2 separate regions of the Homo sapiens genome follow, and region 2 is linked to region 1. The links are chromatin loops, found by intact Hi-C in ENCODE. Cell type or tissue: mesothelial cell of epicardium. All regions are shown on one strand. Each heading gives the region's core, and the rest is flanking DNA. Links, peaks and the distances in the headings are about the cores only. Region 1 has its middle 81 kb from the start of FRMD1. Region 2 has its middle 23 kb from the start of DACT2.

Region 1 (15,235 bases), core at 4,358-12,357:
CAATCAATCAAAGCTCTGGCTTTCATCCTGGGATTTTATGACCTCAGATGGGAAGCACGACAAGCAGAGAATTTACAGCTATGTGGGGACCCCAAGCTGAAAGCTTTCTAACGCACGTTGGAGGGTCTTCGGGCTCCACTGCCGTCTTGTGGGTTGCTTTCTCTTCTTTGCAGTTTTCCTGGCAGAGTTGCTCGGATTACTTGATGAGGTTCTTGGGGTTATCTTTTCAGGAGCATCCCTGAAATCACAGGTGTTGTTGCCAGAGGCGATGCCCTCTCTTCAGCTGGCAGAAGCGCCAGCGGCAGGAGCGTGTCGAGGGAGGTTTTGTGTCTCTTCTCCCCATCCTCGGCCTGCTTACCGAGGCCCGCTCCGTGCCAGAAAACACACTGGTGTTCATGTGTCACCCCAGCTCCACGATCATGACCTGCTGCCTGTCTCAGGTACCACCAGTTGCATTTTCTCAGACAGAATTTTAACTTCATCAAATTGTGGTAGGAGGAATCCTAGAGACCACGTAAAATGACTCCTTCATTTTCTAGGTGAGGATCTTGAAACCCAGCAGGGTTAAACGACACTGAAGAGGAAACACCCAGCCCTGGCCCCACAGAACAGCGTGAGCTTGCTAATGAATAGCCCGAAGACCACAGAGCACTAGACAGAGCATTTCAGCTTTGAAGAAGTGAGTTCCTGACCTTGAGCTTTGGAACAGATGCTCTATGAACCTCTGCAAGTGACCAGCTTTTAGGGCCATCCTTGAAGACAGCGATTCTAGTGAATGGACAGTGTGTAGCTCCTGCTCACAGCTGGGAGAACTACTTAAAGGGAGCACATTAGGTAAGGATCCAACTTACACTTTGATGTCTAAGTCTCTTTCTTTGCCCGTCAGAACAAAAGTCACTGCCATGATAACTAGGCTTTGCTAGTGCAATGCAGTATATTTTAAATTCTTACAAATATTTTAGACTTGTTTCCACAGAGGCACCATTGATATGTACGTAAAACAGGGCCTTTCAGCAAAGTGTTAAGCTGATCATCTGCAGGGGTGAACCTACAACAATGAAATGACACGTGTGCTCGTGGATTAGACGGCAGTGAATGTGGTTTCTCTTGAGAACTTCGTTCTAGTGGAAAAATGAAGCATCTCTCCCTCGTGACACGGTTCTCACCACAGCGGTTCTGGCCCCTCCTGTTAGTGATGAGCAGGTTGTTTAAAAGAAAAAGAAAAAATATGGCCTCCTAAGCACATAAACCGCACGTTGTAAAAAAGCCCAGACTATCCCAGTGAGATTATAATGAACGTCTTATTTCCAATTAAGTTTCACTTCATATAATTGGATTTTATGCTTCAGAATGATGTTCCTAATTATGGGTGTTATGTCTGTGAGACAACTGTTAAAAGAAAAACCTTGGACAAGGCCAGGCACGGTGGCTCATGCCTGTAATCCTGGCACTCTGGGAGGCTGAGGTGGGAGGACTGCTTGAACCCAGGAGTTTGAGACCAGCTTGGCAACACGGCAAAACCCTGTCTCTCCAAAATTTTTTTTAAAAAAGCATTATCGTGGTGTGGTGGTACACGCCTGTAGTCCCAGCTACTTGGGAGGCTGAGTTGGGAGGATCGCCTGAGCCAGGGAAGTCGAGGCTGCAGTGAGCTGTGATTAGTGCCACTGCACTCCAGCCTGGGCAATGGAGTGAGACTCAGTCTCAAAAAAAAGAAAAGAAAAATCATAGACAAATTAAATTTAAGAGAGTAATTGAGCAAAAATGCTTCACCAATCAGGCAGCCCCTGATCAAGAATAGGCTCAGAGAGACTCTGGCACTGCCTTGGGGTGGAAAGAAATTTATGGACAAAAAAGCAAAGTGAGGCACAGAAAACAGAGAGGAAGGACAGAAACAGCTGGTCAGTTACAGCTCAGTGTTTGCCCTTTTGAACACAGTTCGAACAGTTTGCTGCCTGTGATTGGCTGAAACTCTGTGATTGGTACAAGAGTGGGTTAGGTCTGTTTCCATGTCCAGTTAGGTGACAGTTCGCTGTGTACACAGAAACCTTCAGGCCAAATGTAAAATGTGTAAGAAGGCAGCTTTAGGCTAAACTTCATTCAACACAGTGCAGAGTGTGTAGGCAGCATCCATGAATGAGAAAGTTATAGCGTGTGAGTGTGTGTGCACAGGGCAGCACCTGTGGCTGAAAAAGTCACAGCAGGCGAGTGTGGGCATGCACAAGGCAGAAGGATGGGACAGCATGGCCGGCCAGTGCATGGTCACTGGGGGATTTGCATGGCAGGCCAGCTGGATGGTTTCTGGGGGATTTGCATGTCGGGCCAGTGCGATGGTAACTGGGGATTTTTCATAGCAGGCCAGTTTGATGGTAACTGCAGGGTTTGCATGGTGGGCCAGTGCAATGGTAACTGGGGGACTGGGTGATTTTCAGATGCAAGAACTCTTCCCATTTCTTCAAAGCGGGTACTGACATGCTGAGCTGTTCATCTGCATGACTGCAACCTCTGTGGGAAGTTGGGGAAGCCACAGACAGAGGCATTTTCTTTTCTTTCTCACAGGTCTGGGGTATCGCTGCCACTGTGTTACTCCCTCCAATGATTAAGTCCTACAGAAGCCAAGCCCTTTTGGGAATCAGGCTCAGAGTGGGCTGTGTCCTCACCTTAGTAGCTTCCCTTGTCCAGGCCCCTGACAACAGTCATGGGTGGCGGGGCCTCCAGTTTCAGTGAGCTTTGGGGATTTTCTGTAGCGCACCACCTTCCGCTCCTTAACCTGCATGAACAGAGATGACCATGGCCCATCAGAAGATGGAGAAACTAGACAGGGGGGCATGTGTGCCCCCTTTTCCAGAGCCTCACAATGACTCAGCGTTTGGGCAAGAGATGGATCCCAGGACTCCCAAACATTCTTCCAGCCTCGCACAGTTCACCAGAGAGTCACAGTGACTCATTCTCATCCTCAAAGTCTTTTCCCACTCAGGTGTCTGGTAAGAAGCCTGGTTAGAAGCTCCACTGCAGGAAGAAGGACATCTTGCCATGTGTTTTGAACACATGTTGTCTTGTTATATGTTGTGAACATAGATGTTTTCAATTGATTTTAACAAAACACATTATACATTCCATTAAGAAAAAAAAACAATCAGTGTGTTTGCTTTGCTGTCTGTGAAAGATGTTTCAAATGAAGTGGAGTGATCTAATTTCATTGTCGGCTCCTGAAGAATTCATATAGCAGAGTGAAAACATCCATCAGTATTTGGACATGTACTCCTTGTGGTTTAAAATAAGGGCCAAGCACGCCTTTTATTTGGTGATATTCAACATAAAGAAGGCGTTTTCTATGTTTTTGTGATCTCATTTTGCTTTCTTTGAAGACGAATATCATTTTTAGAACAAAAAAGATTGTAAAATAATTATGTCATCAGAATTCAATGATAATTCACAGGAAAACAGGACACTGATTGTGTTGGTCAAACAGCCCATGCGCACGGTAAGCCGAGTGTGACTTTGTTTATCAAATGCTCATGTGGCGAGACCGATCTCTGGACTCTGTCCTGGGTTCCCGGGCTCCACCCAGGCTGCATCTCCCATCCCCCCGGTGCACACGCTGTGTTGCTGCATCTCCCAACCCCCGGTGCACACGCTGTGTTGCTGCATCTCACATCCCCCGGTGCACACGCTGTGTTGCTGCATCTCCCATCCCCCGGTGCACACGCTGCGTTGCTGCATCTCGCATCCCCCCGGTGCACACCCTGTGTTGCTGCATCTCGCATCCCCCTGGTGCACACGCTGTGTTGCAGTTCTTGCCTCGTAGGAGCCGTCCATGGCAGCTGGCAGGTGGAGGATCCTGCCTTTTGAGTACTGTGTTCCTGGGTCAGTGCAAAGTCAGGTGCACTGGAGCAGGCTCCTATCAGCTAAACATTCAGGAAGTTTGAGAGGCTGATGTTAAGGTAGCTTGAAGTGGTCATGAGAGAAAAATTTGCACCCTGAAAGTTGACAAATGCTTCAAATCAGGACTCCTCCTCCATCCTGTCCCAGCTGAATACAGAGAAACGATTCATCTTTTGCCGACCTCTGTTGCCTTTTGGCAAAGTAAAGTCATGAGACTTCAGGAAGCAATTCAACTTCTCAAAATGAATTAAATAGCTTTCATGAGCTTGCAAATGTCTGCCTTTCTTATAGGAGGAGGCAGAGGGTTCAGCCTCCCTAGAGAAGTGATATTATAATCTCCACCTCTGTCTCCTTTTGGCAAAGTGAAGTCACGAGATTTCGGGAAGCAATTCCCGTCTACATTCAGCACCTGCAATTGCATTAAAGGACATCCCGGGCAGAGGAAAAGCAAGGCCACGGGCACAGGGCGGGGCAGTGGCAAAGGTGATGGGGAAGGGTGGCTGCCGACATGGTGGTCAGCAGGCTGCAGCCACCTTGTGACCAGGAGGTATGCCTTGCTCAGAAGCCCAGATGCTTGATGCATGTACCGTCCAGATGTTCTAAGCCATGTGCACAGAGAGCCCTCGGGCCTAACAACACATACATCACTGTCAATCCCGAAGCACCGTCATGGAGATTTATCCACCCTCCAACAGCATCAGTGCCCAGGAATCCGCCCAGATGAGATGAGTTCCAGGAAAATGTTGTCCCTCAGGAGTCCTGGGCTTTACTTTCAGATACACTACTCTCTTCAGGTATGAATTCCATAGTCATTTCCATGTTAAGCCTCAGCCTTTTCAGTGTAAAATGGCAGTTCCAGGGGGAAATGTTGTACAGTAGGATAAGCCAGACTCAAATTACTGAAAACATCCTGAATTAGTAGCCACATTTCCACGTTTCGGTGGCCCCTGGCAGGTGGAGGTTATCAGAGCGTCTGGCAGCCCTCTCATTCCCAGGCTAAAATGAGGTCTGACTGCAGCTCATACAGCTGGAGTGTGGCCTGGTGAGGAAGGGTTTAGAAGACCGAGAGGAGGCTAACATCCTACAAAGCACAACAGTCACTTCCTGAAACATACCTTAGGTGTGATTTTAAACTTGACTCATTTGACGCACTTTTTCTGGCACTTACAGAGATGAGGCCATCTTCTCTTCTGACTGCTTTAAGCTCTTGCCAGGCATTGCCAAAAAAAAAAAATAACCTGGGGACGAGCCGCCCACCCAGCAGTAGTATTGATCCGTGCTTGCCAACGGTCCTTTGCTTTCGTGTCTGTAAGCTGTGGCTCCCTGCGGGTCAGTCTTCCTGACTCAGAGGAGCAGACACTTCTGCATTACTCACTGTTCTAAAACGTCCTTGTAAACACCAGAGATTTATTCTTCAGCTTTGCTGTCAGATGGCTAATCTCTCATTTATGGGTTTGTGCTGACTAGTGCATAGCCAGCACAGCACGGGCTGCCGCTCTCCACTCCCCCAGAGAAGGGCCCAGGGTCCCCCCTGCCCCGGCTCCCAGAGCTCAGCTCTGGTATTCAAGGCAGGACCTACCCACCTGCCTGAGGGCTCGCCAACAGTGTTACATGACGACCTAGAATAAAAGCTGCAGAGACTTCAAAAGAGAGGTCTCCTTTAAAGGCAGTGAAGTAGGCGTTTTGGAGAAAAGATGTCTATGGTTGCTAAACACTCACATTTTCAGGAGCCTTGGTAAACCTGGAGAAACTGTTTGATTTCTAAGTCAACATACTTCACCCAGTCATCCTTCCATTTGGTTAAACTGCATAAAGCTCATCACTGTAACATCACTTCACTAGGGGGCTGACCCCCTCTGTCTCCTTTAACAAAGGCAGATATTTGCAAGCCCGTGAAACACAGTGGGCTGAACATGTTCCTACATTGTTATATTGGAAGTGGAAGCAGCTGCTCCTAATTTGGTCATCTTCCCTCAAGCAGGAAGGTGTCGCCAAGCAGAGGGTCCCACGGAGCCAAGACTCCACAGACTGCTACGTGACCACAGGGATGGGTTAGACCCGCTTCCAGCTTCTGCAGCTAAAGCAACAGCCCCCACAGGGCAGAGGAAAGCGACAAAACCAAATCCCAGCGCTTCTGAAATGGACACATCTGCCCTCTGGAAAAAATCAATTGGCGTTGCCGTGACAGATTCTGCCGCCCAGCAAGACGCGAAGTGATTTAGTAATCTAGTTGTTTTTTGTTTTTGATTAAGCAAACAGTTTTCTACAAAAGCAGCTAACCCTCTCCTATCATTGCCGGAGCATGGGCTTGGTAAAGGAAGTAGGTGCAAAATGCTGGATTTTATTGATTCTCCAAATGAAGTGTTCCCACAAGGCGAAGAGGTGGAGCTCCGGAAATGCTCACCGTGTCTGTCTTCTCCCTGGCATGGTGGGGCTGGCTGCACAAACACTCGAAGAAGTCTTTGAATGCCAGCCCTCAGCACGTGGGGCAGGTGCAATGGTGCCTGGAGTCTCAAAGCTGAGTCATGTAAGAATCCGCTTAAAATGGGTTCAATGTTGACAAACACTGACTTAAAAAAAAATTTAACACTGACTTTAAAAAGCCAGTCTATTAAAATGTCTTTCAACTGTAAATGTTTACATCAAAAGTTTCATCTTTATAATCACTAATTTAAAAAAACTACCAGTGAAGTGAACACACACACACACGCACTCTCACACACATGCACGCACACACACACACGCACATGTGTGCACACACAATGCACACACACGCACACACACAAAGCACATATGCACACGCACACACAGGCACACATGCACACACACCCGCGCACACACACGTGATTATCTTCTTTCTTTTTGAGATGGAGTCTCACTGTATCACCCAGGCTGGAGTACAGTGGTGCAATCTTGGCTCACTGCAGCCTCCGCCTCCCGGGTTCAAACCATTCTCCTGCCTCAGCCACCCGATTAGCTGGGACTACAGGCATGTGCCACCATGCCTGACTGATTTTGTATTTTCAGTAGAGATGGGGTTTCACCATGTTGGTCAGGCTGGTCTTGAACTCCTGACCTCAGGTGATCCACCTGCCTCAGCCTCCCAAAGCGCTGAGATTACAGGTGTAAGCCACCACGCACGGCCACGTGATTATCTTCTCACTCATCACTCTGAGTGCTATGTTTGAAGACCCCGGCTGAAGACCACTGATGTGATGTAAAGATCTGGGCTTTGCCAAGATGGATTTAAGTTTAAATTCCAGCTCCGCCACTCAGTGCCTCTGTAAATTTGGGCCATTTAAACTCTCCAGTCTGTTTATACACAAAGAGAGCAAACAGCATCTGCTCCACAGTGGCTGTGAGGCCTGCACGGAGTGTCAGGAGAGCATCTGGTACACAACAGAGAGACAATTGCAAGCTTCGCTCCGCTTTCTCCTGTAACAAATATTGATTGAATTGGTTGAATATTGATTTGGAAGCTCCATTAGCAGGTGAGTTTCCAAATGCTCACCTCCACTGAGGTGAGCTCAGGGGCTCCTCCAGGACAAAGCCAGTGGTGTGGGGAAGAACACTTTCTTCTGGGCCATTTGGGGTGAACTCCTGGGGTTGGGAGCACTGGCTCTAGGCAGCCTGTGTGTGACACCAATCTCGTTCGGACCTGGGACTTTATGCAAATGGCTTACTTCCTCTGTGCCTCAGTTTCCCTATCTATAAAATGAGGAGGGTAATAGTGCCTTCCTTAGAGGGCTGTATTAATGTTAGTCTTGGTTGTTATTATAGGAAAATGCATTTTTCCCCTCGGCCTTCTTTTGTTCAATCTCTTCAATTTTCTTCCTCTCTGATACATTTGTTATTTTTATCATGCCCCCTTTCCTGGACTAAAGGAGAATATTCAATTAAAGTAATGCAGTTTGAAAGCTCTGAAGGAGGAGTCTTTTCTTCCTCAGCCCCAATTACTTTGATAATTGGAGTGAGTCCTACATATGACCGCAGCTAAGAGCCATCGATGGGGAGATGGACACCACAATTTCCTATTTCATTACAAAAAATGGTGCCAATTAAATCGAGTCAAATCTTTCTTACCATTTAGACTTTTTACATTTTTTCTTACAGAAGGAGTAAGGGCTAATTCGGGCCCAGATTGTCAGATGTCATCCTTGTGAATGCATAAAAAGGAAACTGTAGTGGTGGGAACGGAAGGGTTCCCTGAAGCATGGTCGGAGACCCTGTCCTCGTTCCTTAAAGTCACTGATGACAGAGTGAGCAGCCGTCTGGATTGCCTGGGACAGAGGAGCTTTCGGTGCTAAAACAGGGACAGTCTGGGAAGCTGGGAGGCTGGGCCATCTTGGGTGAGGGGTGGTTTCTGCACACCGTCCACCATGTCCCTGAAGGCTTGGTCGACACACACTTCTTAGAGCACCTGCCTGACCTCCAGGGTTTCCTTCCCGCCCTGACAACAGTTTCGCAGGTGTGATGTTCACTTTCTTCGATCTTACGTGGTGGCATCCACCGAATGCTTTCAGCCAACAACCAGGACTTACATTTTATTTCCTAAACCTTATGCAGTTTATGGGTGAAAGCACTGGGGGGCATGGTTGTCTGGTGCGGTTTGTGGGTGAAAGCACTGGGGGGCATGGTTGTCTGGTGCGGTTTATGGGTGAAAGCATTGGGGGGCGTGGTTGTCTGGCGAAGGAGTTATGGGGTAACAACCATGTCACCTGTTCCTACCTTGGGGCCAAGACCTTGGAGCACCCGGAGGGCAGAAGTCTTTATCCCAGAGGTTCCAGCCCAGGGGCCTGTGCTGGGCCCCACCCCGTGGCTCTTCTTTTTGATCTTCAAGTGCCTGAGAGGCCCCTTCCTCTGCGGGCTGAGGCTTCTGCCAGGCGAAGCCCATGGCTCAGTGGCAGTAACGGCAGCATGGCCGAGGTCACTCGTGAGGAGGCAAGGATGTCCAGTCACGACCGCCTCCCCATAGTCCATAACAAGCAGCCTGACTCTAGAGAGGCCAGAATGTTGGGAATGCCGTAGATTTAATAATCAATGACGCGTGGCAACTCCACCTGGTCTGTGAGGAGCCCCACTGTCACCCTGGCCGTCCTGCCATCCCCCGACGGGGCGGCTTCCTCGGTGGGCTGCGCCTCTCCCCTCCCCATGCTGCTCCTCCCCAGTGTCTCCAGTGCTCCCCTTACCCCCCAGCCTGGCAGGCCCTTCTCTGGGTGCGGGGTGGGAGGAGCAGCCCCTGCCAGGCCCCCCAGCGACCCTTGCCCGCCTCAGCTCTGCACTGACACTGGGGTCAGGTCTTCGTTTTGGAATCCCGGGCCGGGTACTTGCTTTGGTCAAGACTGCCTTTGGTGCCCGCTGCTTTCCCATGTTGAACACTGACAACCGAAGCGTGGGGCATATCAATTATTTAAGCGATGATGAGGAATTATTTTTATTTTCAAGAGAGTTTCGAAGTTCTCTTTGAGTCCTGAACCATGAGTCTTCCTCAGCCTGGCAACTTTGCTTCTGATTTTCCGTGAATGTCGTTAGAATATGAACGAGGAGGTTCTTTGTGTCTCAGGCAATGCCAATCCCAAGAACAGAGCTTTCTCCTGCCGCACGGGTATGCACCATGTTCTCAATTATGTCTGCGGTTTTCCTCTCTCTGAGGGTCTATCCGCCCCACCTGTGGTGAGGACTGAAGGCTTACAGGTTAAACACAGCTATCCCTTCCAGGCAGAAGTGGTAATTTGTGCTCTGATCTCAGTGATGTTTTAACCATTAGAGGATGCTTTTTAACACCTTAAATTCCATCAGTCGGGATGGAAACTTGAAAAGGCTATGGGAAATACATTATTGCTCCATCTAAAAAGCTCCCTTCAAATGAGAATGAAGGAAAGGAACGAGCTACTGAATGCACCAGGCAATCTTCTTGCCCTCACTGTTAGAATCGCCCTATCCTTGCCTCTCCTGATCACTCAAACATAAAAGATATTAAAATATTTTTTTCCAGGTAAGACTAGTTGGCCACCGATCCACATTCTCAAGAGGAAAGTGTGATGATTTCTTGGTATGGCTGGTGCAGATTGAACTGAAAATCTGAGCCTGCCCAGGTTGAAGTGGCTCCAGCCCTGCGGTTAGCAGGACACTCATTTAGATGGAGGTGAGCAGTGGGGCGGTTCCCTCAGATGCAGCTGTGACGCTGAATTCCTGGCTCAAGTCTCAGACCTAGTGAGGTTGATATGTTCACAAACACTGATCTGTGTGCACTTCCGTTTGTCTAACACAAGATAAATTCAAGCGTGTGTTTATATGTTTGTATTTCCAACACAGAATGAAAGTGGCTCTTTTCTACTTGGATATATTACACATTTTTGTGACTTTCTTTTTAGACCTCTGAGCTCAGAGGCACCTCTGCTTATTCCTAAGGTTGAGTTTTTTTCTTTTTGGCTCTGTTTTCCAGAACTGAGGAGCATGGAATGTTGAGAGTTAGGGAAGATATTGGGAGTGGAAAAGGAACGAGTGGGTTCACCTTGGGTCAGTCAAGAGTTGGCCTGTTTTTATTTATTTACTTATTTTTTGAGGTGGAGTTTCACTCTTGTTGCCCAGGCTGGAGTGCAATGGCACCATCTCAGCTCACTGCAACCTCTGCCTCCCAGGTTCAAGCGATTCTCAAGACGGGATTTCACCATATTGGCCAAGATGGTCTACGAACTCCTGACCTCTGGTGATCTGCTCACCAAGGCCTCCCAAAGTGCTGGGATTATAGGCTTGAGCCACCACACCTGGCCTGCTTGTTTTTAAGTAAAATTCAAGTCAGTTGGTATTTGTTGACTCAGGGCCTCGTATTTGACACAGAAAGATGTCGAGAGGCGAGCAGAATCTCACTGCTGCACTGAGGGGCTCGCTGGCTGACGGTGGGAGGAGAATGTCTAACAACCTACCACATGCAGCAGATTCTCCTGGAAAGACGGGAGAGGCAAACGTGGCTACTGGTGTTTGGAGCAAGAAGAGATTTCAACAGCCCATGGTGAGGACTGGGAAAGGCTAAGTTATGGAAAACAGGGCTTTTTAATGGCTTGACACATCAGAACCCTCACATTGCTTTTAGAGTATGTAGGTCAGCTGGTTCTTCTGGCACGCATTTGCTGTGTCCAGGGCTGGTGCTCTGACAGCTGGAGATTCCCCAGATAAAGGCTTGCTGCTGGGCCGCACAAACCAGCTGAGGTCAAAGCACTGAGGAAGCTGCTCTGTGGCAGTGCCCTCGGCGGGAGGCAGGAGAGAGGCTGGCGTGGAGAAAACAGGGCTCGGGCAGCATCAGCTTTGATGTAACAGAGTGCTTCGTAAAACTCCCAACTTCCAGTGATTTGTTGATTGAAACATAATAGTTTCTGTACAGTTCTTTGGAAACCTAAATTTGTGGGTTACTTTCCGGTACTTTTTAAATTAATTTCATGTAAGCACCAGAAATATGATCAAAACAAACAATTGTAAACTTTGAGACTGTGACTGGACTCAGTCCCCTCACAGAGGAATGTAGGATAACTTTGAGCTTTAGAAAGACCTGCAGGACTGTCTGCAAAACTCCAAACAGCCCAGGGAGGTCCTCTGGCTGCTGCCCTGACCTCGGATAGGTCACGTCAGGGCTTTGGAGACTAACATGGTAAATGGGCTAGGCTCTGTGAATTCTTCAGGTATCAGTGAATTCTTCAGGGGTCAGTGATTCAAAGTTCTTAATTCTAGGGTTGTCTACCTCTTGTCGTTATCACTTAGGGGAACTAGAAACTGATTTACTTCAAGAGCCCCCTCCATCACGTTTTATGCAGACGTCAGAAAAGCATTGCACATTTTCACAGAGTTTCTTGCCATTTACTTATCACACGTAAATTGGCATAATTGAAAGAATACTTTCTTTAGTTCTGCATGGATGGTAAAAAGTTTCTGGAAATTTATTTCATTTTGAGAGTTACTTCCAGGGTTATTTGATGAAATTCAGATTTTTAAACAAATAATTTTAAGATTGCTTTCTAAGTAAGCATTTTTTATCTCATTCATGGGAAAAATGAGTAATCAAATTCGATTACAAATCATTTGATAGGTAAATAAAGCCTGATTTTTTAAAAAAGCACTTGGCTTTTTAAAATGAAGTGTTGAAATTATTTCCATTCAGCCATATTAGTACAGCTTTTCTTTCTAGATTTTCTTTGCTGCCAGGACTCCATTGAATATTGTGAAAAGAGTTACGATGCTGGAAAGCTAACACTGATGACAACGATGATGATGATGATGATGAATAACTGATATTTATTCATGACTTGGCAAGCATCAGGCATCATTCCAAGTGCCTCATATGTCTGAGCGCATTCATTCCCTTAGTACCTCTATGAGGCAGGGACTATTATCCCCATTTTACAGACCAAGAAGCTGAGGCAGTGAGACCGAATCTTGCCCACAGCTGCAGAGCTGGAATGCAGCAGAGCTGGGGGTGGAAATCAGGCTTTGAACCTTCAGCACTGCACTCCCAGCTCCCTTGTTAAAGACGAGATGTTTGCAACTCAAGTATCACCCTGAGGTCTGGGAGTGTGTTGTCTTCTCGACATGGTGTTTCTAGAGTCTAGCCCAGAGCCTGGCACATAGAAGCTACACAGAAATATTAGCTGAATGAACATCGATTTACCTGAAGGCGGGTAGGTCCATTTGGTGCATGTCATAGAGGATTTCCAGAGTTTGAAATGACATGTGTGACAATACAGCTTGGAAAACTAAGAGCAGAATATGTTTTGACAGAGGAGGTAGCAATTAGGCACCTTTGTTTTTGGAATACTAAATAGGATTTGGCATTTTGTGGATTTGGTCTTATTTTTTCAGACTCTAGGGAGGAGAAACAACATCATGCATCTCTTCCTGTGGTCAGGTGGATCTTGTCTATTTGGTGAAAGCTTCTCTGACAAATATAAGCTTTTATTTGGGTTACTGTGAAAGCATTGACTCTCTAATAATTATTTTCCCTCTTTTAACCTGCTGTCATGTTTGTTAACGAGGCCATCAGCAGAGCAAATTTAATTAAAGGGTGGATGGCAGGAGATGATGGGCCATGACTAATGGTTCCCGAGAGCATGGAAGAGTGTTTGGAAAGAGAGTCACTCCCTTCAGCCACCAGGACCACATCATTCTGTTATGTCATTTTTATTTTATGAGGGATGTTTTCTCGCTGGCATCATATGTTGAAACTCCTCCTGCCGCTCCTGTGAGGAGGGCTGGGCCTCGTCATCATCCTGGACCCAAGAACTGACCTCATGCTTGACTTTCCTGCCCACTCCCTGGGTGGGATGCACGAATCTCCACAGCATGTGGTCACCACATGGAGGGCTCAGTGCGTGGCGTGGTGTGGCACATGGGATGAAGCGCACACAGAAACCAAAGTGCTCTAAGAGCCACCTCTGTCACTATATCGTGATCATTTTGCCTGAGTTTGGTGTTGCTCCTGATGTTGGCTCCTTATGATAAATGTGTCTTTTATCTGTCCCCATATCAATAATTATCTAAAAATAAATCAACAACTAAAGTCTGCTGAAGATTGGATGGTTTGTTGCCTCAAACATGCAATTAATTTCCTTTCATTTTGATTCAATTCTCATTAAAAAAGCAGAAGTGAAGAAACACGGCAGACCATCCACCACACAGGGGCTTCGGCAGACCCTCCGCCATGCAGGGGCTCCGTGATTGGAGAGCCCTGTTCGGACGCTGGCACCCACTCAGCCTGGGTGGCTGTGGGCAGGGGTCTTACTTCAACCAGAGTCTGTGGCTCATGGTGGCTGTGTGTCTTCTGTATTCCAAGTCCAGGACAGACCCAGGACTGCCAATGGGACTACACAAGGCAGCCAGGTATGCTGTGAATTGTACAGCTGTACAGGGCTTCAAACAGCTCAGAACATTTTTGCAACATTTATGAATCTGTCTTTCCAATCGCGTATAATAGATATACTTAGGCCTATTTTATATAGGAGAGACTGAGACAGAGGTACTGAGCTCAGAACTGAAATCCAGGCCCTCTTCCATCGGGGTATTATTACTGTTATTATGCCAACCTTGTGATGGGTTGAACTGTGTCCCCAAAATTCATATGTTGCAGTTCTAACCCCAAGTATCTCCGAATGTGACCTTATTTGAAATAGGGTCTCTCTACAGAAGTAATCAAGTGACAGTGAGTTCATTAGGGTAGATCCTAACCCAGTACAACTGCTGCCCTGATAAAAAGGGGATATTTGGACACACGCAAGGAAGAGACACAGGAGAAGATGCCGTCTACACACCAAGGAGAGAGGCCTGGAACAGATTCTCCATCTAGGCTCAGAAGGGGCCAACCCTGCCGACACCCTGATCTGAGATTTCCAGCGGCCAGGACTGTGAGGCAATGGCTCTCTATGGTTTAAGTCACCTGGTGTGCGATCTTGTGTGAGGACAGCCCTGGCAAACTCAGAGAAGCAGGCTTCAGTGCCCCACACAGGCATCTGTCCTAGCTGGGTGGCCTTCTTAGGATGATGTCTTTGTAAATCCCAACGTGAGGCACATGGCCCCATTCCCCATGCTGCACAGGTGAAGCCAGAGGCCCAGAGCACCACTGCCTGTGACCTCAACCTGCAGGCAAATCTGCATGAGGACGTAAAGTGGCTTTTTATTCAACGGAGTCTTTGCCTTGACTCATCCCAAGGTTGTGTCTCCATAATGTGAAAACAACTGATAAAACCATTTGTATTAGTCCCTTCTGCCACTGCTATAAAGATACTACCTGAGACTGGGTAATTTATAAACACATGACTCACAGTTCTGAATGGCTGGGGAGGCCTCAGGAAACTTACAATCATGGCAGAAAGCACCTCTTCACAAGGTGGCAGGAGAGAGAGTGTGCAGGGGAAATGCCAGACACTTATGAAACAACCAGATCTCATGAGAACTCCCTCACTATCATGAGAAAAGAAAGGGAAAAACCGCCCACATGATCCAATCACCACCCCCAGGCCCCTCCCTTGACACATGGTGATTACAATTCAAGATGAGATTTGTGTGGGGACACAGAGCCAAACCATATCACCATTTTAATAAAACAGCCAAATGAATTGTCCAGCCTTGTGGAGAGGAAGGGAGAGGCCACCTCACAGAGACCTTTCTCCTTAAACTCAGCTAGGATATCCCAGGACAGAGGGTCATAGAGTAGCCGAGCCAGCGGGAATCAGAATCAGGATGAGATACATGCGGTGCGCTGGGGGCAGGTGCAGGGGAGGTGAGTGTGCTGGGGTGAGTGCTCTGGAAGTGAGTTAGAAAGCATTTCCAGGGACATTCCACCCAGCCTCCACCTGTCAGGTGGGCCATT
Region 2 (15,235 bases), core at 3,926-11,925, 180 kb after region 1:
ACAGAATTCTGACACGTGGAGACACCCGTTAGCAAGTAGGCACAGACCTGTCACCCACATGTTTCTGGTGCATTCCTTCCTGTCACCGCCCCCACCACCTCCTAACATGTCCTGCCATGCAGTATTGTAGGTTAGTTGGCCTCTTGGTGAGTTTTCTATAAATGACACCATGCTGTCTTTTGTATCTAGCTTCTTTTGTTCAATATTATGTTTGAGCCACACCCATGGTATGCCACGTAGCAACAGTTCATTCATTTTGTGTGTGTGTGTGACGGAGTCTCACTCTGTCACCCAGGCTGGAGTGCAGTGGCAAGATCTCGGCTCACAGCAACCTCCACCTCCCGGGTTCAAGCGATTCTCCTGCCTCAGCTTCCTGAGTAGCTGGATTACAGGCGGGTGCCACCACGCCCGGCTCACTTTTTGTATTTTTAGTAGAGACAGGGTTTCACTATGTTGGCCAGGCTGGTCTTGAACTCCTGACCTTGTGATCCGCCCGCCTCGGCCTCCCAAAGTGCTGGGATTACAGGGGAGAGCCAGCGCACTTGGCCATTTCCTTCATTTTTACTGCTGCATGTAGTAGCAGCATGTAACTATATCCCTGGGGATATAGTTAAGTTTAGCAGCAGAATGAATAATAATATATCCTCATGAACATAGGTACAGTTTATCCACTCTGCTACTAACACAAGATCCAGTTGTTTCCTCTTTCGGCTGTTGCTGCCCTGACACTTGCACATTTCTTTTAGTTGGATATACACGGAAGTGGAATTGCTGGATCATAGATTATGCATATTTGTGATTTGTTTGCTTTTTCATTTAAGCATATGGTGAAATGGACAAATCATAACGATACAGTCTAATGAGTTTTGACTGTTGTATACACCCGTGTAACTCACACATATATGGAGTCAGGGAAGAGCATTTCTATAGCTCATACATTTTCTTTGGCCCAGTCCCCAAGCATTCACTGTTGGTATTTCTAGCACCCTAAGTTAGCCCTGCCTGTTCCAGAACTTTTGACATTTGTCCATCTTACAGGAATCATCCTTCCCTCCTTTTGAGGGTGATACTGCAACCGCTTTTGTCTGTTGACCAGTGGATGGGCATTTGGGTTATTTCTAGTCTGTGGCTGTTATAGACGAACTCTCCTGATTCTTCTTGTATGAGACGTTTTGTGGACATGTGTTTTCATTTCTCTTGGAAATGGGTAGATATCTTGGGGTGGAGTGGCTAGGTCATAGGGTAGACAGATGCTTAATGTTTTAAGAAACTGCCAGTTTTCAGAGTGGCTGTGCATTGCATATCCAACCAGCAGTGTGCAGGAGCCCCTGTCAGTCCACATCCCACTAGCACCTGGTGTTGTCTGTCTGTTTCGTGGTAGCCATTCCAGAAGGTGCATGAAGTTGCATATTCTTTTCGTGCAGCCCAAGGACTCTAAGAGCCAGAGTGTGCAGCTAAGCCTCAGTTTGAACTGGCCTGCTGGTCCTGAGGGTCCAGGCAGAGGCACTGTGGCCCTCTGTGTTCCTTTGCCACCTTGTTTTCCCAGGATGTGAGTGGGGATCTCGTTCCAGTAGCCGCCATCCTTTCCTGCACCAGCACCCCACACACATGCACACTGCTGCATCCTCAGTAATGAGGGTGAGGTGAACCTTGCTTTTTTCTCTGCTTTACCAGTTAAACACAAAGATTATGTGTGACCTCTGGCCACTTAGTTGCTGTCTGTGCATCAGTTTCATTATTTGCACAGTGAGGGTACTAACAGAAGTTATCACCAACAAAAATCGCAGAAATACAGGAGTTCAGACATGAAGCAACTAGAACAATGTTAGATATCTTGCAAGTACTCAGACTGCATTAGCTAGTGCTAGTCATGTGCATGCTTCTTACTGAAGAAAACGGAAAGCATGTAGCATTTCAGTTAAGTTTCATTTGCATTTAAGTTTCACACCTACATTCAGCATTCTGTCCACACAGATCAAAGATGCTGAAGATAACAGAAAATTTCCAGCATATGCTGGAAGGAATGGGGAGCTAAGAGAAAAAACAAGATTCACAAATACTAACCAGTTTAGCTAGAACTATGATATAAAAGAGGATATCCAAATATGTAGTAATTCAGTACACAATAAAATAATAACATTATCTTAGTGAATTATAGTTAAGAAAAAAATATAAATCATATAAGAATATTTTAGGAAATACAGATTTTAGGTTTCATTGGGGAAATATGATTGTTTTCCTTTTTAAATTATATTGTGCACATATGTGGTTGTGTTTGATATTTTAAAGTTTTTAAAAACATTTTAATAGATTTTGTAATTACAACCATTGGAGAGTGTAAATAGAAATGTGTGTAAAATATTTTCTGATGTGAAGAAAGCATGTCAGAGTCATGCTTTTTTTTTTTTTTTTGGAGGATAGGGGAAAGGAAAACAAGAATGTAGAAGAAAGGCATAGGTTTTACAGGTAAACATGGTCTAAAAGTTATCCATGTAAAACCTAAATCCATTTCAGTGTTATAATCAGAATCTGCCCAATGTGTAGTAAAATTCCACCTAATAATAATATATATTTCACAATTGCTAAAAGAGTAGATTTTAAATCTTCTTACCACAAAAACAGTACGTATGTGAGGTGGTGAATATGTTAATTAGCTTGATTTAATTATCCCACCATGTAAACATGTATTAACACACCACATTGTACATGGCTATATGCAATTTTATGTGATCTGCCAATTAAACAAAAGTTGAATGGAAAATAAAATCCAAATTAATTTTACAGAGTGTGTTTCAGTATTAGACACGTGTTTTACATTAGACTGAACCATGTGAAGTTGCTGTTTTTTTTTTTTAATTTAACAAGGTTGAATAGGCCAGGCATGGTAGGTCACCATGCCTATGACATGGTGGGTCAAAGTGCTGTAATCCCAGCACTTTGAGAGGCCGAGGCAGGCGGATCACCTGAGGTTAGGAGTTCAAGACCAGCCTGTCCAACATGGTGAAACTCCATCTCTACTAAAAATACAAAAATTATCCAGGTGCGGTGATGGGCACCTGTAATCTCAACTACTCGGGAGCCTGAGGCAGGAGAATCGCTTGAGCCAGGGAGGCAGAGGTTGCAGTGAGCCGAGATTGTGCCATTGCACTCCAGCCTGGGCAACAGAGTGAGATGTGAGACTCTGTGTCAAAAAAAAAAAAAGTTGAATATTGACCATTTCATGTAATTTAATTGTATGTTGGTAAGCTTACACATGAATGCCAACTTTATTAAGTTCCTCATAAAATAAGGAGGGGTATAAATAACTGGGTCAATAATAAATACTTAGTAAATGAAAAAAATGACATTTTCTTAAGCAAAGAGAAGGGGAAATTTAAACAGAATCCACGGAGATTTCAAAGAATGGTTGGCAGAAACCGAGGGTGACCGGGAAGTAAGCAAACAGCCTCCAGAGGAAGAAGTGTTTTGGTATCTTTACCAATATTTACCATCACTGGAAAGATTCCTATTTGCAAAACTCCCCGCAGGAAGGTATTTTCTGGGAGCATCAGCCCGGAACTGGAGTGGGGTGAGTGTTGGGAACCGGGTTTGTCATTGCTCTGTGGTGTGAACAGACAGGATTCCCAGCCCCAGACAGGATTCCCAGCCCAAACCTAAATGTGAACTAGACTCACCTGTTTGTTCATACATTTAATCTATTACAACAAAAAACGTACTGTTTTCTTGCCATTACAAAAGTAATACATGCTTATTATAGAACAATTGGAAAAAACAAAAGAAAGAAAAAGAAACAGTTTTCACAATCTCACCTTCCAGAGTCACATTTCTACAACCCTGTTTAGGGTGCATTTCTATCTTTTGGGGGCCTTATATTTTATGTTAAAAATGAAATTACATAGTGCACACAGTGCATTTACACCACTATAGGTGTGTTTTCACACTGCTATAAAGAAATTCCCGAGACTGGGTAATTTATGAAGGAGAGAGGTTTAATTGACTCACAGTTCCGCATGGCTGGGGAGGCCTCAGGAAACTTAACGATCATGGTGGAAGATGAAGGGGAAGCAAGGAGCTTCTTCACATGGCAGCAGGAGAGAGAAGTACAAGCAGGGGAAATGCTAGATGCTTATAAAACCATCAGATCTTGTGAGAACTTACTCATTATCACGAGACCACCATGGGGGAGACTGCCCCCATGACCCAGTCACCTCCCTCCCTCGACACGGGGGGATTACCATTCGAGATGAGATTTGGGTGGGGACACAGAGCCACACTACATCACACAGGTAACCTGCGCTCTTTGCTTGGCATTGGGTGAGTGCTGTCCTCTGTCTCTGTCACCTGCCCTGGCTCATGGTTACATGGATGTTCAATCTTTGTTGGTGCATGTAACAGTTTATGAATCTGCAGCTTGGATGCAGTTACCCCATCCCTGCTGTGCTGCCTACGGGGTGACTCCTCACTCAGCCCCCATCGCCCACAGTGCTGGCTTTGCAGGTCTGGGCCTACACTTGGCCATCTGTGTCTTTCCTGCCAGGAAGTCCCTGGGAGCACCAGCCTGCTCCTTCCACTTCCTGCAGCTCACTCAGTGAGCACCTCGGTGTTTTCTTTTCAGTCCTTGAATTCACAGCTAGTGATTATTTATGTCGAATTCTCTTTGTTAAGTCGTTGGGTCTGCATCATCTCCCGACTCGACCTCGATGGACACACTTGCTACGACATGTCCACTGGCAGCTAAATACGTGTTCATCTCTATTTTATATCTTTAGAAAACAGACACAAAAGGTGAATGGCTTATGTACATTGAAAAGGTTGCCCCTCAGAAAGTTGTACTGATTCACGCTTTCAACAGCCACGCCTAGGCACTGTGTTCCCACACAGCCTTGCTAGACTGATTATTATTTTTTAATTGCATTAATTTAAAATAAGTATAAACTATTTAAATAATATGAAATCAACAAAATATAAATATTTATAACTAGATAATCCTGAAAGGCAAGGAATTAAAGGGAATTAAATTCTATGTATAGTCTAACTTTTAGACCGTTTTCTTCTTATAAGGCATTTACTATATAAGGCACTGTGTTTTAGAAACATTGGTCTGTTTATTCCTCATAAGTAACCTATGAATATTCATTAGTCTTCCCATTATATAATGGAGAAACTGGATCCCAGTAACTGACACAAGGCCCGTATTAGGCCAGCCTGTGGCCTGAGGATGTCAGACTTCATAGTGAACCACGGGAGGAGGGGATCCTGTGGTTTAAGAGCACAGGCTCTGAAGGCAGACCTCCTAGGGACCTCAAAGCTGCCACACTGTGGATCCCATTGTCTACGAGGAAATGGGCCTACAGGAATCACATGGAATGCCTCTGCTGCTCCGCAAGATTCTCTGGAGAAACACCTCTCCCATGGTACGCTGCCTTTGCCATTTGCGGCTGGTGATAAATCACTGGTGCCCAGTGTGGTCCCCGGGGCCCCAGGTGGATGCAGGTACATCCATGTGGTCCTGGCAGGCTCCATGGAGGAAATCCAGATGGTCCCTTGCGGGCTTTGCCTGGTCCGGTCCCTCCTGTTCTCAAGCTCATGGCCTGCTGAGGTCCAGTCTGGGCCTTCACTCAGCCATGCTGCCCCTTTGCTTGTAGGGTGCCCTTGGCTGTGAACGCCTCCCCTGAGGTGCCAGGACATGCACCTGCCCTCCCCCCAGGCCTCTCCCATGTCCCATCCTACCATGCGCCCTCCCTGACGCCACTCAGGGCCTCGTCTCCCTCTGTGGGCTCGGGTCACCTGTCTTAGAATCGGTGCGAAGACACATCCATGTCTTCCTCTTTGTGGAGGATGCGTCCCACCACTAGCTCCTCCTTAACGACTGGTTTCATGGTGGAGGGGAGCTGGTGGGGTTTGCAGGCGAATTTTGCCCATTCTTCACCCTTACAGAATCCAGACAACTTCGGGATGTTTTCTGCTTGAATTCCCAGACTGCCATTTCATTCAGTTTGTGTCTAGCCCATGTCAGGAATGCACTCAGCAAGCAGGCACTCAGGCCAGGTGCTCAGACCAAATGCAAGCAAGTGGTAGGATCCCTTCAGCCTTCTGGGCAATGTGTCCAGAAACTGATGGCATCCATTTATGAAACTGAGGGTTCTCTGAGCTTGAGTAAGTGCAGTAAGACATAGGGACATTCTGTCAGCAGCGTGTCCAGCTAGAACATGGAAGGAAGGAATTCTGGGTTGTCATGAAGTCTGTGGTCACCTCGTGAGTGTCCCTGAATAAATTGTGTGTCAGTTTCTCTTTCATTGCCAAAGATTTGAAACAAGCAGGACTTCGATGTCAATTTCCAAAAGAAAATTGTTAATGAGAGAAATAATATTTTGTTGCTTTTTCTCTTTAGCAGCAGTCGAATGAATTGACTGAGATCACTTTATCTGGCAAAAAATTATAACTGTGATTTCTCATCCTCTCCCTGTTTCCAACTAATAGATATTTTTATTTTGCTAACACATATGTAACATAAAATTCAATGTCTTACCCATTTTTAAGTGTGCAGGTCAGTGGCATTAAGTGCATTCACACTGCGGTGTGAGCATCACCACCATCCACCTCCAGACCCTGTACACCTTCCCCAACAGAACTCGGTCCCATGAACCCTTACTGCCTCCAGCCTCTCGTGTCCACTCTCATACTCAGCTTGGATTTTCACTCCAGCAACTTTGGCTGTTTTGTTTTGTTTTCTAATTTGGAAAGAGTGTCTAAGGCAGTGGGGAGTGTTGTAGGTGGCAGAGCGGTGGACGTTTGCTAGAAAACAGTAACGGTGTGTGTTGGTATGTAGGTGGAAAACATCTGCGTGGTTATTTTCTAAACCTTTCTTCCTGTGAGTTATGTTTATGTGCCGCATTAAACTGCAAGGTGCTGGAAGGTGGCTACATGCCTGGACTTCACTTGTAGCACATCATTTGTGGAAGGCTGCAGTAAGTACTCAATACTTTGCTGTTGATTGATTTCAGAACGGATTGATCAGATTGCAGAGCTCTGGCAGGTGCCACCGGCTGCCTAAATTCATCATTCATCAAAAAGCCTTCTGAAAGTTGGGTCTCTAGCGGGTGGTTTGGGCCACTTTCCTCCTGATCAAGGGGTCATTCTTGACATGTGGGTTTATTATTTTCTCCTCACATTTTAATGCCACGCATTTGAATTGACGCCTGGGTCCAATGAGTTGGCGCAAAGGACCCACTGAGTCCAGACACGCCCTGGCGGCACCGGGGCCCTGCTTGGCTCAGACACGCCCTGGCGGCACCCAGGCCCTGCTTGGCTCCCCTGGACGGAGCCAGAAGACCTCCTCTTTGTCAGGAAGTCTGCAGGTTTCAGAGACTAATTCTCTGCTGGGCATGTGTCCAGAAGAGGTGTAAGGAGTGACAGATTGATGGAAAGGCACGGCACCTTGGCTGGACAGGCTCGTCCTGTTTCTGGGCGGGCGGGGCGCACGCCTTCCGTGTTTGGTGGAGAAGCAGCCTGTGGTGAGGAGCGAGGAGCCAGAAGGACGGCTTGGGAGTGCCCTGGGGGACCTGAATTGCTGTGAGTGTTGACAGCTCAGGAAAACTTACTCTTCTGTCAGAAGAAATACGTCTTTTAGGAATTGGCCTGAGTTAGAATCTCAGATGCTAAGAAATCGACCGACTTTTCAGGAAAAAGGTGTGTTTTCAGCCTTGCTGTGAGTGGCTGTGAGAAGGGTCTGATTTGTCGCTGATACAGGTTCCTAAAGGGAGTGCCACTGCCCCAGCTGACAGCTCGCTGCAGGTGAACCCCAGCTTGCTTCCTAATGTTCTGTGCTCAGGAGGGGAAGCTCCCAGTGGCTCAAGTGACCCTGGTGCTGTGTGCCTGCAAAGTTCTCCGCAAGCGGGGCAGGACCAACTTGCCACCCCAGACACAGGATAAAAATTGCAGCAGAGCAAGACTCAAGCTGGATCACGTGGTGTGGTGACTTCTTTACTTCGCACCCCTTTTCAACCTTAACATACTGAAGGGGAAGCGCTGTGGAGAAAACCGGATGATGGGTGGAGACCAGGAAGGGTACAGGGAGCCCACCTGTGGAGACGGGAGGACCACGTGCGGATTCTGTGCCTGACGTGAACGTGCTTGCCAGGTGTCCTGCGTGGTCTCCGGCCACCACAAGGAGAGCCTCCCTCTGCACTTGCCTTCACCCTGGCTGCCTGTTAGAGAGCTACAGGGCAACTATGAAAAGTCACTCGTGCCAGCCCTCCCCATCCCTCCCCACATGGTGTAGCCAGCCTCTCCATGGTTGGTCTACGTGCAGCTCTGCAGGTGACCGAATGTGCTTGCCCGGAGAACCTGCCCCTGCAGAGCCCCTCAGTTGGAGACCTGGTGCTTTTCAAGGCCAGACACCTGATCCTATATCCAGCACACCCTGGTGAACACCAGAAACCCGGGGCACAGGAAGGGACCCTTGTTTGCCTGTGGAAAGTGTTAACAGGAACTTGATGCATTTAGACCACGTGTTAACTTTGGGCGTCACTGACGGATGTCTGAGAACTTGAGGTGGGGAGATGGCGATTTAGCTTCTCAGGCTGGCCTGGGTAATTAAACTACCGATGTTATTTATGAGTTTTGGTCTTAAAGTGTTGTGCAAGCACCAGAGGCTTCCTAGCAAAGAGAGTGCGATTTTCTTAATCACATAAAATCTCAAGGTCCTGGCAGCTGCTCTTCAGAGGGTGTTTCCCGCTGTTGCAGCTTAATCTGGTAGCGAAGCTGTTGATTGAGTTCCCGTGAGTAACAAGAAACAGCAGAGATTTGTGCATTTCTACGTACGGCAAGTCCTGGCCCCAACAGCTTAGTGCTACACCTACCAGTTGTGGGAAAATTTACATTTCCAGGAAACTGCATACAACTGGGTAGAGCGCTGGTCCTTCAGGGAGAGAAGTGTTCCAGTTAAATATGGCCATCTTCTTCCTCCGTCTCCAAGAATACAAACACATTATTTTAAGAACCAAAATGGCTGAGCCCACAATTGTAGCATGAACAGCCCTAGGCATTAAACAACAGGTTAAGTAGCTCTTGCTGTCTATGAGCCCAGCTCTGACACTGCCTGGGTGAGGGCCTAGCCCCCAGTGCCTGAGTTTCTGCATCTGTGAGCCCAGCTCTGGCACTGCCTGGCTGTGGGGTGCTAGGCCCTCAGTGCCTCAGTTTCCATATCTGTACACTGGGTCTCCAAATGGTGTTGACCATCATGGAGTGGTTGTAAGGAGTTAATGACTCATATGCATGAAGTTCTTAGAACAGGCCTTCCCCTTTGCCAGCACTCAATAAATGTCAGTTATTATTAGCAATATTAGGGTCAGGCTACAATAGTAAAGGGTAGTGTTTTGTCCCTGAGAGGATTGGAATCTAGATGGAATGAGAAATAATAACAGCAGCCATCATTTGAATTTTCCCTGTATACCGGGCAGCAGACTAGCACGTTGAGTAAATATCTCAAGTAAAGGGTACAAATCCAGGTGGAAACAGAGAAGGAGCCTGTGACAGAAACTGTGCAGCCAGGAGAGGCCGGATCTACATGCTCAGAACACAGGGTTGTCGGCGAAGCTTCCCCGAGAGCCCACTTGGACCTGTTGTGGGAAGAGACGGCAGAGCTAAGACAAGCAGGTGGGTGCCGTGGAGGAGCCGAGAGCCGATTGCAAACAACAGCAGAGGACGTCTCCTCTGCGACTGTGGGACTCCCCTTTCCTAGGTGTCTTTTAAAGCAGAATTGATTCCCACCCTGCGGGGAGAGGGGCGTGCGGTGTGAACCTGCTGGCAAGAAGGGGAGGGAGTGAAATCTTTACAGAGCACCCTCCGTGAGGCCGGATTTTTAGAGGTAGGGATCAGGAACCACTGGGGCAGTCCCTGCAGGGGGTGGTCTGGGCTTGTGTGAAAACCTTGGCGAGGAGAGACCCATGCCAGCGACGTGGCGTCCTAAGCAGGACGTCCAGCGAGTCAGTCACCAGCGCGGGCGCCTCGTCCTGTCCATGGAACATTCTGGGCTGCGCCGCCTCCCCTGGGGGTGGGGCTGCAGGAACCCTCAGGACCCTCACGCCCTGGGGGAGGAAGAAGCCTGGGCTGAGTCCCAGTGCTTGTGGGGAAGCTCTGAGCGTGGACACCGTGGGCACTGACCACTGGGGTGAGGACCTCACCCCTTCCCTGCACGTCTGTGCTGGGCCTTGAGGGAGGAGTGAGCACAGCCCCCCCCGGCCGGCGGGGCAGCCGAGGGAAGCTTGGGGGCAGCCGGGGGGCAGCTGGGGGAAGCTGGGGGGCAGCCGGGGGGCAGCTGGGGGAAACTGGAGGGCCCCTGGGGGAAGCCGGGGGACAGCTGGGGGACAGCTGGGGGAAGCTGGGGGACAGCCGGGGGAAGCCGGGGGACAGCCGGGGGAAGCCGGGGGGCAGCCGGGGGAAGCCGGGGGACAGCCGGGGGAAGCCGGGGGGCAGCCGGGGGACAGCTGGGGGAAGCTGGGGGACAGCCGGGGGAAGCCGGGGGGCAGCCGGGGGAAGCCGGGGGACAGCTGGGGGAAGCCGGGGGGCAGCCGGGGCAGCCGGGGGAAGCCGGGGGACAGCTGGGGGAAGCTGGGGGGCAGCCAGGGGAAGCTATGAGCATGAGGAGCCAGGGGTCCCCTTGGGAGAGGAGGGAGTGTGGGTGTGGAGGGCGCCTGCTGCCCAGGCTCAGCCCCCAGAGCCAGGCCGGAGAGGGAGGGCATGGAGTCACCAAGCGCTTTAGAGCCGGATGCAGAGGTGCCTGTGTACGCATTCACTTCCACGGGAACCAGCAGCGTGTGGAGGAGGCGCAAGGGGACTGGGTGAGTCCTGCTGTGGCTCCAGTCCATGCCCGGCAGCTGTCAGGGATGCAGAGAAGGACGCGACCCCAGAGGGCCAGAATACCCCGTCCGAAACTCACTCTGGCTTCAGAGGCCGAAGGAACAAACCACATCCTCTGGAGCCAGATGGACAGAGGGCTTCTTGCCTGGCTGTTCGTTGACCTGGTGGATACTGCCACGTCCAGGTGCCTGGGAGCCCTGCACGGGGAAGGGAGGCCATTCCCCCAGGGAAGGGGGGTCCCCAGACCCCACCCCGCAACAGGGAGGAGCATTTATGGGGGTGAGACTAGGAGAGACGTGAAAAACCCTGGGTTGCTCTGGCTCGTGGGGACCTTGAGGTTTCCAGGCGGTGGGTGTGCATTCCAGGCCCATGTTTCCAGCCAGGACTTGCCTGGGGCCTCCCTGCCCCCGGCCTTCTGCACCCTGCTCAGTTTTCTTTGCAGCCAGCACATTCAGGCTGTATAAATACTGTGCTCACCTCTCCTAGAAGAGAGGCCAGGCAATGGCAGGTGCTCAGTAACACTTGAATTCCTGAAGGCATGGGTGCAGGTGAAAGTGTGAAGGGAAGAGCTTAGCTGTGGGCTACGTTTTCTAGATTGGTGGTTCCCAAATTCTGGTCCTGGAGGCCCTGAGCATTGGGTGCGGGTGATGGAGCGGGAGGCTCGTTCACAGTGCAGGCTTCTGGGTCGAACCAGGTCCTGATGAGAGAGGCTTTCCAGGAGCTGCTGTGGAAGCCACATTGTCTGATGGTGACTCCCAGGTCCACATCACCTTTTTATCTCTGTTGAGTCAGTGCTGTCACCCTGTCTTGGCTCTGCTGGGTGAGAGAGGGGTGACCACAGTCCCATGTTTGGGTCAGAGTGTTGAAGGGAGATGGAGCAGGCTTTACTGGGGCTGGGCGGGTCTCGGTACAGGAGTGTGGGGAATGAACACAGACATCTAGAGAGTATGAATTAGCAAGAGGAGCACTCATAACACCACTGTCCTGCTTAAAAATGCAAGACTCCCGAGAACCCGCCCAGAGCACAGGCTCGTCCCGCACAGCGGGAGGGACTACTCAGGGGCTGGGGTTGTCACCCACCCAATTTTATCTTTAAACATTTTCCCCATCTGTGGTTTGGTCTGGTTTTGAACTTTATATTAAGGGAATCACACTGTGTTTTTCTGATTATGGCATTGCTGTGAAGAGCCCTCCAGGCACCTGGCTTCCGGTCTCAGCTCTGATACTCAGAGGCGGTGTGATGTCCTAGCCTCAGTTTCCTGATCTGTTCAATGGATGATCATAATCTGTATGTCTTAAGTGACTGTATTAGTGAGTTAGTAGAAGTGCCACCTTTGAACACCAATGGAAGCCGTGGTTATTTGTAAGCTTGACCTGCTATTTCACTCAGTGCCGTGTTTCGGGTCCGTGCTTGCTGATGTGTGGAGAGCAGTTGGTCCACGTGTTCACTGTAGAGTGCCGTATTCCGTGATCCCGCCACAGCTGCTCTTCCAGGCCTCTTGCCTGCAGGGCGTTCATCCCCACCACCATGCTGCTCAACATGCTTACACGTGTCTCCTGGCGCCCTCTGCAAGCACGCGTTCCACTCGCTGGTTAAGCTGAGTGTTGCCCAAGTGGTGGAACCTCCTTCCTCCCTCACCTGCGGGGAGACCCTGCTGTCCCAGCCCCTTCCTCGCTCACCTGCGGGGAGACCCTGCTGTCCCAGCCCCTTCCTCGCTCACCTGCCGGGAGACCCTGCTGTCCCAGCCCCTTCCTCGCTCACCTGCGGGGAGACCCTGCTGTCCCAGCCCCTTCCTCGCTCACCTGTGGGGAGACCCTGTTGTCCTAGCCCCTTCCTCGCTCGCCCAGCTCACAGGCCCCTCTCCTGACCATGGGCACCCGCCCGCCCAGCTCACAGGCCCCTCTCCTCCACCCATCCCTTCCATGTAACGTGAACTCATTGCTCATGAAGATAAGCAAACATGGCACAAATAAGCAGCCCCCTCACCTCATGGGGACGGTTCAGAATTGGCCCAGAAAGAAGTGACCAGGATTTGGAGCACGGCCCTGAGGCCAGAATTAAGAGAGTCAACACTTCGTCCTGGGTCTGTCTCATGGGGCGGCAGCAGCCTCCTGCAGGGGAAGCGTAGTCACTCCCACACAGAGCAGGGTCGGAGCTTATCCCACAAAGGGCCAGGGAGCAAGTGTTTTAGCCCTTGTGGGACAGGAGGTAAAACTGAGGGTACGATGTAGGTACTTAGGTGGCAGCAGAGAAAGCCAAGATGACATTCAAAGCTTTAGACATGGATGTTTATTTAGCTGTCATATAATTTTCCCCTCACGAAGTCTTCTCCTTCTGCTGATTATTTTTTCAAATCTTTTGAAATATAAAATTATCCTCAGCTCACAGACACTACAAGGACAGTTGGTGGGCTACAGTTTGCTGACCCTGGCATGAAAAGCAGGTGCAGAGCAGAGCGGGTCTGGAGAGAGGGATGCAGGCTTGGGCCAGGCCTCTGGGAAGGCTGCCCGCTGCCAGCCTCAGGTGCTGCACTGCCCTATGCTCACCCTGGAAGGTGCGGGCACCGTTAGATGCTGCCAGCACACTTGGGCCTGCAGTGATTTTTGCTCGTAAATCAGTCTCTTCTATGATAAATTACTCTAGGAAATTTTCTTTTCTTGGCTGGGCATGGTGGCTCACGCCTGTAATCCCAGCATTTGGGAGGCCGAGACGGGTGGATCACCTGAGGTCAGGAGTTCATGACCAGCCTGGCCAACATGGTGAAACCCCATCTCTACTAAAAATACAAAAATCAGTAGGGTGTGGTGGCGGGTGCCTGTAATCCCAGCTGCTTGGGAGGCTTAGGCAGGAGAATTGCTTGAACCTGAGGCGGAGGTTGCAGTGAGCCGAGATTGCACCACTGCACTCCAGCCTGGGTGACAAGAGTGAAACTCCATCTCGAAAAAAAAAAGTTTCTTTTCTTGTTGCAAGCCCCAGTTAAACACTCTAACAGGGCTGATCGAAACCACGGCAGCTGCCTGCCCTTTATGGAGTGTAGGTCCGTGCCCTTGTTGTCAGGAGGGATCTACACAGAGAATAACCCAAGGCGGGTTCCAGCCCAGGGCCCAGATGGCAGCCACTGCAGAAGGCAGACGTTCACCTAAAGAAAAGGTCCCTCCTACGTTTATCATGGAGACCTCCAAGGGAGAGAGACACGTAGGTTATGCTCAGCTGGTCTGCAAGTACATCCTCATGAATAATTCCATAAAATTGTTTCTTAGGGCAAAGTTATGCTGGGCTTGAGCTGGGTTCTGATGCTCGATGTCATCAGAATTTGTTCCTCCAGGCGTGGAGATGAGTGGAGAGTGGAAGAGAAACATTAGGGGTTCAGGTTCCCAGATAACCCTGCCTATTTTAGACCCAAATGCTTCTTTTTTAAAAAAATTATATATATGTATATATATATATGTGTGTGTGTGTGTGTGTATTGTGTATATTTAAAGTATACAACATGATATTATGGGGTACAGATAGACAGTAAAAAGGTTACTATGATGAACCAAAGTACATATCCATTATCTCACCTAGTTACTCATTTTGTTTGTTTGATTTTGTGACAAGGTGGCTGTAGTAGTCTGTTTTCACACTGCTATAAAGATGCTACTTGAGACTGGGTAATTTATAAACAAAGGAGGTTTAATTGACTCACCGTTTTGCATGGCTGGTGAGGCCTCAGGAAACTTACAGTCATAGTGGAAGCTGAACAGGAAGCAAAGACCTTCTTCACACGGCAGCAGGAAAGAGAGAGAGCAAGAACAGGGAAAAGTGCCTTATACAACCTCCGGATCTCGTAAGAACTCACTCACTGTCACAGGAACAGCATGGGGGAAACAGCCCCTTAATCCAATCACTTCCCACCAGGTCCCTCCCTGAACACCTGGAGATTACAATTCAAGAAGAGGTGGGTGGGGACACACAGCCTGACCACAGCAGTGGCAAGAATCTACTCAGCATGAATTCCAAATGCTTCCTTCCCCGCAGTCCTCATGTTGTACACAAGACCTCCAGACACCTACATGTCTACATCTCTCCATGTTGTACACGAGATCTCCAGACACCTACACATTTGCTACATCTCCCCATTCCCCTCGCCCACCACGTCCCTGTAAACCACTGTTTTGTTCTTTCTGTATATTTGATTTAAAATATTTGTTTAGTTTCCACATGTGAGATTATGCAATATGTTTCCTTCTGTGTCTGGCTTATTTCACTCAGCAGAAGGATGTTCTGTAGGTTCACCCATGCAGTGGCAAAATGACAAGATCTCACTCCTTTTTAGGGCTAAATAATATTTCATGATGTGTATGTACCACAGTTTTTTTAAACCATTTGTCT

Evidence for each region. Hi-C counts contacts between places; a loop is a spot of excess contacts. Peaks named below come from ENCODE experiments on the same cell type or tissue, not always from the same donor. Only the 100,000 strongest peaks of a DNase experiment are listed, where the experiment ranks them.
Region 2: a loop joins it to region 1, with 4 times the contacts of the local background. A loop is called at or near these places in 48 of 110 quality-filtered maps.

Annotation. Positions count from the first base shown.
Region 1 is chr6:168,152,490-168,167,724 of GRCh38, forward strand. No RefSeq gene overlaps it. Among named protein-coding and RNA genes, the nearest start is that of FRMD1, 81 kb to the left of the region's middle. RefSeq lists enhancers at 3,160-4,159, 4,160-5,157, 5,158-6,156. In mesothelial cell of epicardium, for the core only: no CTCF peak of the experiment used is centred there; DNase peaks (open chromatin) are centred at 4,462, 5,412, 6,002, 9,072 and 3 weaker places.
Region 2 is chr6:168,335,441-168,350,675 of GRCh38, forward strand. No RefSeq gene overlaps it. Among named protein-coding and RNA genes, the nearest start is that of DACT2, 23 kb to the left of the region's middle. RefSeq lists an enhancer at 12,070-12,570. In mesothelial cell of epicardium, for the core only: no CTCF peak of the experiment used is centred there; a DNase peak (open chromatin) is centred at 7,414.